2 separate regions of the Mus musculus genome follow, and region 2 is linked to region 1. A link is a loop called in an ENCODE intact Hi-C map of the cell type or tissue named here. Cell type or tissue: heart. All regions are shown on one strand.

The links. Hi-C counts contacts between places; a loop is a spot of excess contacts. Peaks named below come from ENCODE experiments on the same cell type or tissue, not always from the same donor. Only the 100,000 strongest peaks of a DNase experiment are listed, where the experiment ranks them.
Region 2: it touches region 1 in a loop (2.5-fold over the local background); 15 of 42 quality-filtered maps call a loop at or near these places.

Annotation. Positions count from the first base shown.
Region 1 is chr14:24,180,020-24,185,019 of GRCm38, forward strand. All of the region lies in intron 5 of Dlg5 (discs large MAGUK scaffold protein 5), which reads right to left. Among named protein-coding and RNA genes, the nearest start is that of Gm52143, 29 kb to the right of the region's middle. In heart, a CTCF peak has its summit at 2,108 (motif pointing right); a DNase peak (open chromatin) is centred at 2,212; H3K27ac peaks cover 815 bases.
Region 2 is chr14:24,249,705-24,254,704 of GRCm38, forward strand. No RefSeq gene overlaps it. Among named protein-coding and RNA genes, the nearest start is that of Dlg5, 6.3 kb to the left of the region's middle. In heart, no CTCF peak of the experiment used is centred here; no DNase peak of the experiment used is centred here; H3K4me3 peaks cover 1,019 bases; H3K27ac peaks cover 2,196 bases.

The sequences.
Region 1 (5,000 bases):
CAACACTTATACACATAAAATAAAAATAAATAAATCTTTGAAAAAAAATCAGGGGGCTGGAGAGATGGCTCTAAGGTTAAGAACATTCGAGGCTCTTGTAGAAGATCTGGGTTTAGTTCCCAGCACCACAGATGTCTGTAAATCCAGCTACAGGGGATCCAGCACCTCCTCTGGCCTCTGTGGACACCCACAGACACATCCACACGCACATATCCACAGAAACAAGAACTTAACATTTTTTAGAAAATATAATCAGAGACCACTGATCTCTGTCTCTGTGTCCTCGTCCCCTACCCCCACCCCCTTCAGAAGCCAAGGCTGCAAGGCTGCCAGAAGCCAGCTCCACCCACCTCTCTGCGTCTTTCATTTTTCCTCTATTTGTTATACTGTTTAGAGCCTAGGTGTTAAACATATTCCAGTCTCCCTGTTTCAACTTACTGAATTCTTGGATTACAGCATGTGCTATGTCCCCTAACTTTGTTTCCTGTTCTTTTCAGAAACTACTCCTTTCAAAAAGAAATCTTAGTACAGTGAAATACAAAACTTATTTACAAAGTAGAAGGTAAGCAAACTCTCAACTGTGAGAGTTAAGGAAACACTTTACTCTCAGACAAACACTGACACACACACAAAACCTAGGAGCCATTCTGACAGGAAAATTGTCCTTAGGAGGAGGAAGGACGGGCAAGGAGGGGAGGACAGGGGAGAGGGGGAGGGGGAGGGGAAGGAGAGGGGAGAGAAGGAGGGGGAGGGAAAGGGGGAGGGGGAGGGGGAGGGGAGAGGAACAGCAGCCTGGCAGAGAGAAAAGCAGCAGCCCCTATCCTGGCAGCACAAAGCCTGCAATCCCAGCCCTTGAGAAATAGAAGCAGGACCGTCAGGCGTTCACGGTCATCCACAGCTACATGGCAAGTTAGAAGTCAGCCTGTGTCATATGAGACACCGAAGTTTCCATTCACCTCTGAGCTATTGTACAATACTCATATTTTTAAGGTATTATCAGTTCCACTAGCTAATAAGTAGTTCTTCATTTAAATATTTTACGATGTATTTTTATTTTATATGTATGAATATTCTGCTCGCTTATATGTTAAATGTACTACATGCGTAGATTACATGTGGAAACCTGAAGAGGGGGCCGGATCCCCCAGAATTGGAATTACAGATGCTTGGAAACACCACATGGGTCCTGGGAATGGAACCCTGGTCTCTGAGCCAGGGCTCTTAACGGCTAAGCCATCTCTTCAGCCCTGGTCCTTCAGTTTCCATTCCTGACTTCAAGCAAACCTGGGCATCTTTTCTGTGTTTATGAATTATCTATCTTTGTCTTCTAGGTTTGGATTGGTTTCTCCTCCATTCTATGCTGGGTTAGAACTGTCCACCCAGGCTGCGCAGCCCTCCAGGAGCTAGTTTCCTGGGTGTGTTTATCACATATCCTCTGCCTATGTGGCGTGTGTCTCACTCTCTGCAAACCCCAAAAGGATGCCCTTTGCAGTGTGTACTGAAGTTGTGCTAAGAAGGCCTCTCCTTCTTACCTTGAGATCATAACAATATCCTCTTGTTGGGACTTAAAAAAAGCATTTTTTATTTTCCCCACTGAAACCCTTGAACTCCTTTAAATATATATATTTCTATTCATAACTTGAGATGGACAGAGAATCATATCCTCTTCCTCTCCCACAAAGCACTGACTAGTGGAGACTGAGGACACCTGAAATACTCAGGAGCAGACGATGTGGACATTCTCAGACAGCGCCATGGCTAAGAAGGCCAACACTGCCGCCGCCTCACTCCCACCCCCACCCCCGACAGAAGTCTCCAGGTTCCTGTGTCTAGAGAGGGTCTGGCTTCTGCAATGGTTTGCTGTGTTGGACAAATACCTCAGATACTCCATTTAAGACTGACTTCATAGTTGGGTATGGTAGTGCAAAGTGAATTATGGCCAGGGCTGCTACACAGAGAAAGTATGTCTAGAAAAAGCAAAACAAACAACAACAACAACAACAACAACAACAACAAGAGACTAACTTTGCAAGTCTCACTTTCCAATACTCCTCTGTCTCAGGTGGTAAAACTCAAAACAAAGGCAGAGCTGCCATACTCCGAGTTGCCCACAAGAGGGCAGCAGTACGAACACAGGCTCTCCAGCTTTCATTAAGAAACCCTCATTCTCAAGGCAGCCAGCTTGGCGGCAGCACCATCTTCACCAGTCCACAAGACAACTCTGGATTCTGTGCCACTACAGCTCGTCCTTTTACTGAGAACCAGTTTCCCAAACACCCTAACTCGGAGGAGCTTAGCGCCAAGTGTGCTGAACGACCCAGGCTGTCTGGATATGCTTCCATTCCTGGTAAGGCAGGTCAGGCCTAGGCAAATGCTGATGCCAACCCAAGTGTCCTTTATGCTGCTCAGCACAGCTCGGACAATGCGGTGAGTTGGTAGGGTCCCAAGAGATTGGTGAGAGAGGGCAGATCTGCCCTGTTTCCACCATGGTTGCCTCCAGGGCACAGTGGGGTTCCCTGGGTGTAAAACCCCAAGTGAAGAGGTAATCCCAGCTCCACCTCCCTGTACCTCCTAGCCTCTGCCTTGCTACAGCCTTGGGGAGGCATCGGCTCCCACAGGACAGCATCCAGACCTTAAAGAGGCCCCCAGACTCCGAGCATTTCTCAAGTTCTCATACACGGGCTCAGACTCAAGCCTGCACTTTATCATCAACAGCCTCATAGAAACCAGGGAAAGCTGCAGTCGTGTGACTCCCCGAGACCTGGAAAAGATGCTATCTGCCAGGCCAGAGCATTTTCTGTTCATCAGTAGAAGATTATATTCTTAGTGGAAGGGCACAAGTGCACACAGACACACACTTACTTTTCTGTTGCTGTGATAAAGAAAAAAGAAAAACCCACCCTGGCCAAAAGCAATTTAGGAAAGAAATGGGTTTATTTGGCTCACAATCCCAGGCTGCAGCCCACTATAGAGTGGAAGTCAATGCAGAAACACGAAAGACCACATCCATAGCCAAGAGCAGAGGGCCAGAGAACACGTGGGCTGTGGTTGCTTGTTCTCAGCTATCTTGCTTCAGTCTCAGTTCAGGACCCAGCATAGACTGGCGCACCCCAGAGCAGGCTAGGTGTGGATGCTTGAATAGGAATGGCTCCCACAGGCTAACATATTTGAATGCTTGGTCATTAGGGAGTGGCACTACTTGAGAGAAATTAGGGGGTATGGCCCTGTTGGAGTAGGTGTGGGGCCTTATAGGAGGAAGTGTGTCACTGGGGGAAGGCTTTAAGGTTTTAAATGCTCAAGCTAAGCCCAGTGTCACATTGTCCTCCTGCTGTCTGTGGATCTGGATCCAGATGTAGAACTCTCATCTTTTATAGCACCACTTCTACCTGTATGTTGCCATGTCGCCTGCCATGAGAACAATGAACTAAACATCTAAAACTGGAAGCAGTTATTTCAGTTTCAGTTAAGAATAACTGAAAAGCCGGGGCCTAGCAAACACAGAAGTGGATGCCCACAGTCAGCTAATGGATGGATCACAGGGCTCCCAATGGAGGAGCTAGAGAAAGTACCCAAGGAGCTAAAGGGATCTGCAACCCTATAGGTGGATCAACATTATGAACTAACCAGTACCCCGGAGCTCTTGACTCTAGCTGCATATGTATCAAAAGATGGCCTAGTCGGCCATCACTGGAAAGAGAGACCCATTGGACACACAAACTTTATATGCCCCAGAACAGGGGAACGCCAGGGCCAAAAAGGGGGAGTGGGCGGGTAGGGGAGTGGGGGTGGGTGGGTATGGGGGACTTTTGGTATAGCATTGGAAATGTAAATGAGCTAAATACCTAATAAAAAATGGAAAGAAAAAAAAAAGAATAACTGAAAAATGTTATTCTTTATAATAGTTCTCTTGGTCACCATGTCTCTTCACAGCATCAGAACACTGACTATCAAGACAATCCTCTACAGACATACCCACAGGCCAGCTATTCCAGAGAATCCCTCAACAAACTCCCTTCCCAGATGATTCTACGTTATGTCAAGTTGACAATTAAAACCAAGCAACACACACACAGATACACACATACCACACACACACCACACACACTAACATACATACACACACAGATATACACTCACATTCACCCACTCACATATACCTATACCTATACATATACATATGCACACACACATATACAGAGACACACACACATGCATACATAAACACATACACACAAAGACACACAAACAGGCACACACAAATACACATACATACCACATCACACACACTCCCACATCACACACACATACACACAGATACAGATACATACCACACCATATACAACACATACACATGCACACAGATACACACATGCACACAGACACACACACACAGGTATACACACAAATGCACATACATACCACACATATACACAGAGGTATGTATACATACCATACCACACATATTCAGCTTCCCAGCTAGATTAGTGAAAGAGGAAAACATCTTGGATACCTTGGGGAAAAGTCAACTTTCATGGATCAAAAAGGAACATTTTTAAACTAGACACAGAGGAAAGAACAGAAACTCAAATGATCTGGTAGAATTGATTTTAAAAACATGTTGACTGGACTCGGATATTTTATAACAATCAAAAGTTTACCATACATACAGGGGCAGCAAATGGCTCAGTGTGTAAAGGCACATGTTTGCTGTGAAGCCTAACGGCCTGATTTGAGTTCAATCCCAGAAACCCACACAGTGGAAGGAGAGAATCAACTCCCAAAAGCTGCCCTCTGGGGCTGGAGAGATGGCTCAGCGGTTAAGAGCACTGGCTGCTCTTCCAGAGGTCCTGAGTTCAATTCCCAGCAACCACATGGTGGCTCACAACCATCTGTAATGGGATCTGATGCCCTCTTCTGGTGTGTCTGAAGATAGTGACATTGTGCTCACATAAAATACATAAATCTTTAAAAAAAAAAAAAAGCTGTCCTCTGACTCTCAC
Region 2 (5,000 bases), 70 kb after region 1:
TTATGTATTTATTGTATATGAGTACAAACAAACCAGAAGAAGGCATCAGATCCCATTACAGATGGTTGTGAGCCACCATGTGGTTGCTGGGAATTGAACTCAGGACCTCTAGAAGAACAGTCAGTGCTCTTAATGACTGAGCCATCTCTCCAACCCCCACCTTCAATTCTTAAAAAAGTGTAGGGGAGTCTCTCCATGAGAGAAACCCCTTCATGTCCTGCACCTTCCACACAGGACCACACACCTTCTCTCTCCTTGTGCTCTGTCAGGCCTCCTCCTCTTGCCTGCACAGGATTGGGGCTCCATATTCTCAGAGGCCCTTCTTTGTCCTGTCTTGTTTTTTTTCCTCTTTTCTTTTTTCCTCAGGAAGGAATGACCTCATCCTGTGCGACAGTGCTCCATGCCTGGCACATTGCAATCTGTCTTCTGACTACAGTTCCCACAGAAAATGATTCTCTGGGCTGGCAGGATGACTCAGGTGTAAAGAGTGTTCACTGCTCTTGCAGAAGACCTGCCTTTGGTTCCTAGCACCCACATCACAAAGCTCGCAGCTGCCTGTTAACTCCAGCTCCAGGGGATTGACACCCTCTTCTGACCTGTGCAGCCACAGGCACCTGCACTCAAAACAAACAACTCCACCTACCTTCTCCTAAGAATCTGACGTCCTTCCTACCTCCTCCAGAACCTCTGGTCTTCCTCACATCATCTCTCTGCCCTTCCCTTCACCACCAACATAAAAAAAAAAGAGGGTCTAGTTTGATCCCTAGTACTGTAAAGAAACAAGGACAATAAAGATAATTGCTTAATAATTAAAAATGCCCCAAGGAATTCAGGGAAGGAAACCACCACAGAAGGAAGCACCAGAAGCAACAGCAGAGGAGGTTTATAAACTCTCTCTGATGTCCCCTAAAGTGATGGCAGGGTCACATCAGCCAGCACAGAGCTATCAGTAGCACTCTTCTTCCCTGCCTAGACAGATGGGCTAGGGGATTCTACTATAGGTGCCCCTGTTCAGGAATGCAGATCTGATCTAAGCAGCAGGCAAGTGGAGCTTTGGGGAGTCTCTTTAGGTTCTCTGCAGGCCCAGACCTGCCTGGGAGTGTTAACCCTTTGATTCAGAGTCCTTATGTGTGTTTTAGCTTAAATGGTACTCTGCCCGAGGGGGCCATTACCAGCCTGTTTGCAAAGACTTTGGATTCTTAGTTACTCTCATTTTAACCTTTTAGTCCCCTCTTTTATTAACATTTGTCAGCTAGTATCCACCCAACCTGGGAAATGCAGTTACATCTAAGAGTGCTCCTTAAAGGAATGAGTCCTCTCCCCAGCCCCCTCTGTTTCCCTCCCGTGCATGCGCAAGCGTGCGCTTGCGTGCACACACACACACACACACACACACACACACACACACACACACACCATCCAGGGCTCTGGGAATGGAATTCTCTGTAAGAAACTGCCATGTTGGGCTGGAGAGATGGCTCAGTGGTTAAGAGCACTGACTGCTTTTCTAAAGGTCCTGAGTTCAATTCCCAGCAACCACATAGTGGCTCACAACCATCTGTAATGGGATCCAATGCCTTCTTCTGATGTGTCTGAAGGCAGCTACAGTGTACTCATATAAATAAATAAATCTTAAAAAAAAAAAGAAAGAGAGAGAGATTGAAAGAAAGAAAGTGCCATGTTTCCCAGAACATGAATGTTATATCTGAAATGATGGTGGCCTGCTTGGGGAAAAATTACTTTGACTCTCTGTAACTTTGTGAACCTTGGAGACATTTCCTGGCCTCTTGCTTTGTTCCTAGTTTGAGAATGGCCCGAAGCCAAGTGCTCTTGGTTAAAAATCTAGGGCATGGCCATTTCCAGTAAAGAATCCTGCCCAGAGGACACAAGACAAGGCAGAATCCTGGGATCAGAGACTGGAAGTCTTTGACAACCTTGGATTAAACCAGAGGAAGGATTATCCAATGGTTAATGACTCCATAAATAATTATTGATTGAGTGCCTGCTTGTGCCAGGTACTAGGCTTAGCCCTGAGGCTACCCACTGCACTTTGCAAAGGTGGAGTGAAGAAGCAGCTTGCTAATCCCAAGCCAATTATTATTCCTCGCTCAACTCCCAGTTCTTTCCTCTGGAGTCTCAGTCAGGTTTTACCACCACCCCGCTCCCCACACTCACACAAACCACAGCCAACAATCCATCTCAGCTCCCCACCCTTAGTTATCTCTCTTCTTGGCTAAGCACTCAGTAGGAGTGCGTTCTACAGACTCCCATTTGAAGTCACACTCTGGAGGGGGAGTTCTTTGTAGTCTTCCTAGGTACTTCTCCCAAAAGGACTGGTGGTTTAATAGTGAGCTGAACTAAGAGAGGTCTTACCAGTCTTCTCTGTAAAGACGTCTAGAGAGACCAGAACAATAGCTTCACTAGCTCCCAACTCTCATCAAGACAAAGCAAAGGCTTTCCCCTGTTACTGCTTCCGTGCTCCAACAACTGGCTTATACTACCCTACACCAGTATAGTGTGCCTTCTGGGGGCTGGAAAAGCTGTTCTGTGGTTAAGAGTATTTGCCATTCTTCCAGAGGACCTGGGTTTGGTTCCAAGCACCTACATGACAGCTTACAACCATCTATAACTCTAGTTCCAGGGGATCTGATGAAACTCTAGTTCCATCTTCTGGCCTTCTTGAGCATCATACACACATGGCGCCCATAAATACATGTAGGCAAAACACTCACATACAGTAAATAGAATGAATACATCTTAAGGACAAAATAATGTGACTTCTGCTGTGTCGCCTGCTTCTTTGTTTCCTGAGAAAACTCCTGTCATTCTTAGGTCCAAAAAACCCTTCCTACTATCTTTGAAGATGTTTGTTTTCGCTCCTTTTGCTGTGGTTGTGGTTTTCTTTTTTGAGACAGGGTTTCTCTGTGTAACAGCCCTTCTGTCCTGTAACCAGCACAGTCTTAAATTCATAGAGATCAGCCTGCCTCAGCATCCAGAAGGCTGGGATTAAAGCCAGCACTTCCTTTTGAGGTTCTCATTGTTATAAACTTCAATGGAGGAAACTGTGTCAGCTTCCCTTTTGAACTGACTATTACTTTCTCATCTTTTTAAACACTGATGTGTTGGCCTTTGTCCCCAACCCTGGCCTCATGTGTAGCAGGGCTCTGGGCTTTTTGCTGGAAGGGTGAACAAGGGAAGGATAGAGGACCCATGTTAATTGCTCAGATATACAGACAAGAATTCCAATGAGGTCACCCTCATTTCTCTAATGTAGACCAGTGTCTTAGTTAGGGTTTTACTGCTGTGAACAGACACCATGACCAAGGCAACTCTTATAAAAACAACATTTAATTGGGGCTGGCTTACAAGTTCAGAGGTTCAGTCCATTATCATCAAGGCAGGAGCACGGGAGTGTCCAGGCAGGCATGGTGTGGGAGGAGCTGAGAGTTCTACATCTTCCTCTGAAGGCCGCTAGGAGAAGACTCGATTCCCGGCAGCTAGGATGAGGGTATTAAAGCCCATGTCCACAGGGACACCCCTATTGCAACAAGGCTATACCTCTTAATAGTTCACTTCCTAGGCCAAGCATATACAACCATCACAACCAAGGACCCAGCTCTGAAACCCAGTGACCCCGAGAATAAACATAGCTCTGGCATGAGCAAGTCAGAACAATGCCCATTCCCTGATCACAGAGATCATAGCAGACCCTATTTTGATCCTTTCTCTACAGCCAGCAATGCCTCCGCCCAAGGGACAGCACAGACAGAATAACCTGGAGAGTGATCTGAGGTTTAGCATTCTGCCCCCTTCCCACCCTTTTGGCAGTGTGTGCCTCCTATCCTACAGGAACAGCATTTTCTCCTGCAGAGAATGGCTGAGAAGTCTACAAGAACTCTGTAATACAAGAACAGCCCCTGCTTTCAAAAGAATGAAGCCCAACTCCGGAGGAACAGGCTAAAACTCAGGAGCTGGCCTGTCCTGTGGGTGTAGACATATGCAAACCAGATGCAAATAGTCATGTGATTCCAGTCAGGCTCTCAGAGGTGATGAAGGGCTGCAGAGCCAGACAGAAGCAGCTTGCTAAAAGAATTGCTTGCTGCAACTTAGAAACTCTGGCTGGAGTTAAGCGGAAACTATGGAAACTATGTTGCCCAGACTCTTTCTTTCCAACCTCTTTATATGTGGTTCCATCCACCACGTGACAGTAGCAATTGTCCTTGTGCCCCATTGAGGCTCCGGGAAGCCAGTCAGCTGGACCAGGAGGGAGAAGTGGGAAAGTGATAGGCTGACTCTCCCCAGGAAGCTGTCAAGGTCACCCCTCTAACCAAGCTTCCTTTGTATAGAAGCAACAGCTGGAAAGCAGCTGCCAATTGCAGGGCGGTTCCGATGGGGTGTTTCCCAGACACACTAGGTGCGGAGCTCTGCAGTAGGGGTTGCTTCTGTGCTCCCATGTGCGGAGCTGTTAAGTCTTCTGAGAGACCACAGAGTCAGAGTAATGGCCAGGGTATACGGGTAAAAGAAATGACCCAAGGGCTGGAATCATGGCTCAGTGATTAAGAGCACTCAGTGCTTTTCAAGAGGACTGGGGTGAGTGAAATGAAGGCATTCTGCATCCAGAATGTGGCTGAGGAGAAGGATTTTATTGTAGATATGAGGGAGAGTACAGCCAGAGGCATCTGCAGGTCAGAGGAGGGAGAGAAAATAGTACCCTCAACATGGCCAACAGACTGCACCAAGCCCTGAGAGGACAGGATGTGAGGGAGTGAGAGAGGAAGAGAAGAGAGGCAAGAGGAGGCCAAGAGCAGACCAAAGAACCAAGAGAGCTATAGGAACCAAGACCGCACACAGCCAAACGGGAGAGCTGCGTTATATGGGGAAGGAGAAGGGGGAAGGACTGAGGAAGGGAAGCAGCACCCCTCCACCCCCACCCCCACCCACACCCCCCACCCCGGGTGGATTTAGGGGAGTGGGGAGTGAGGGGAGCCACAGGTACTGAG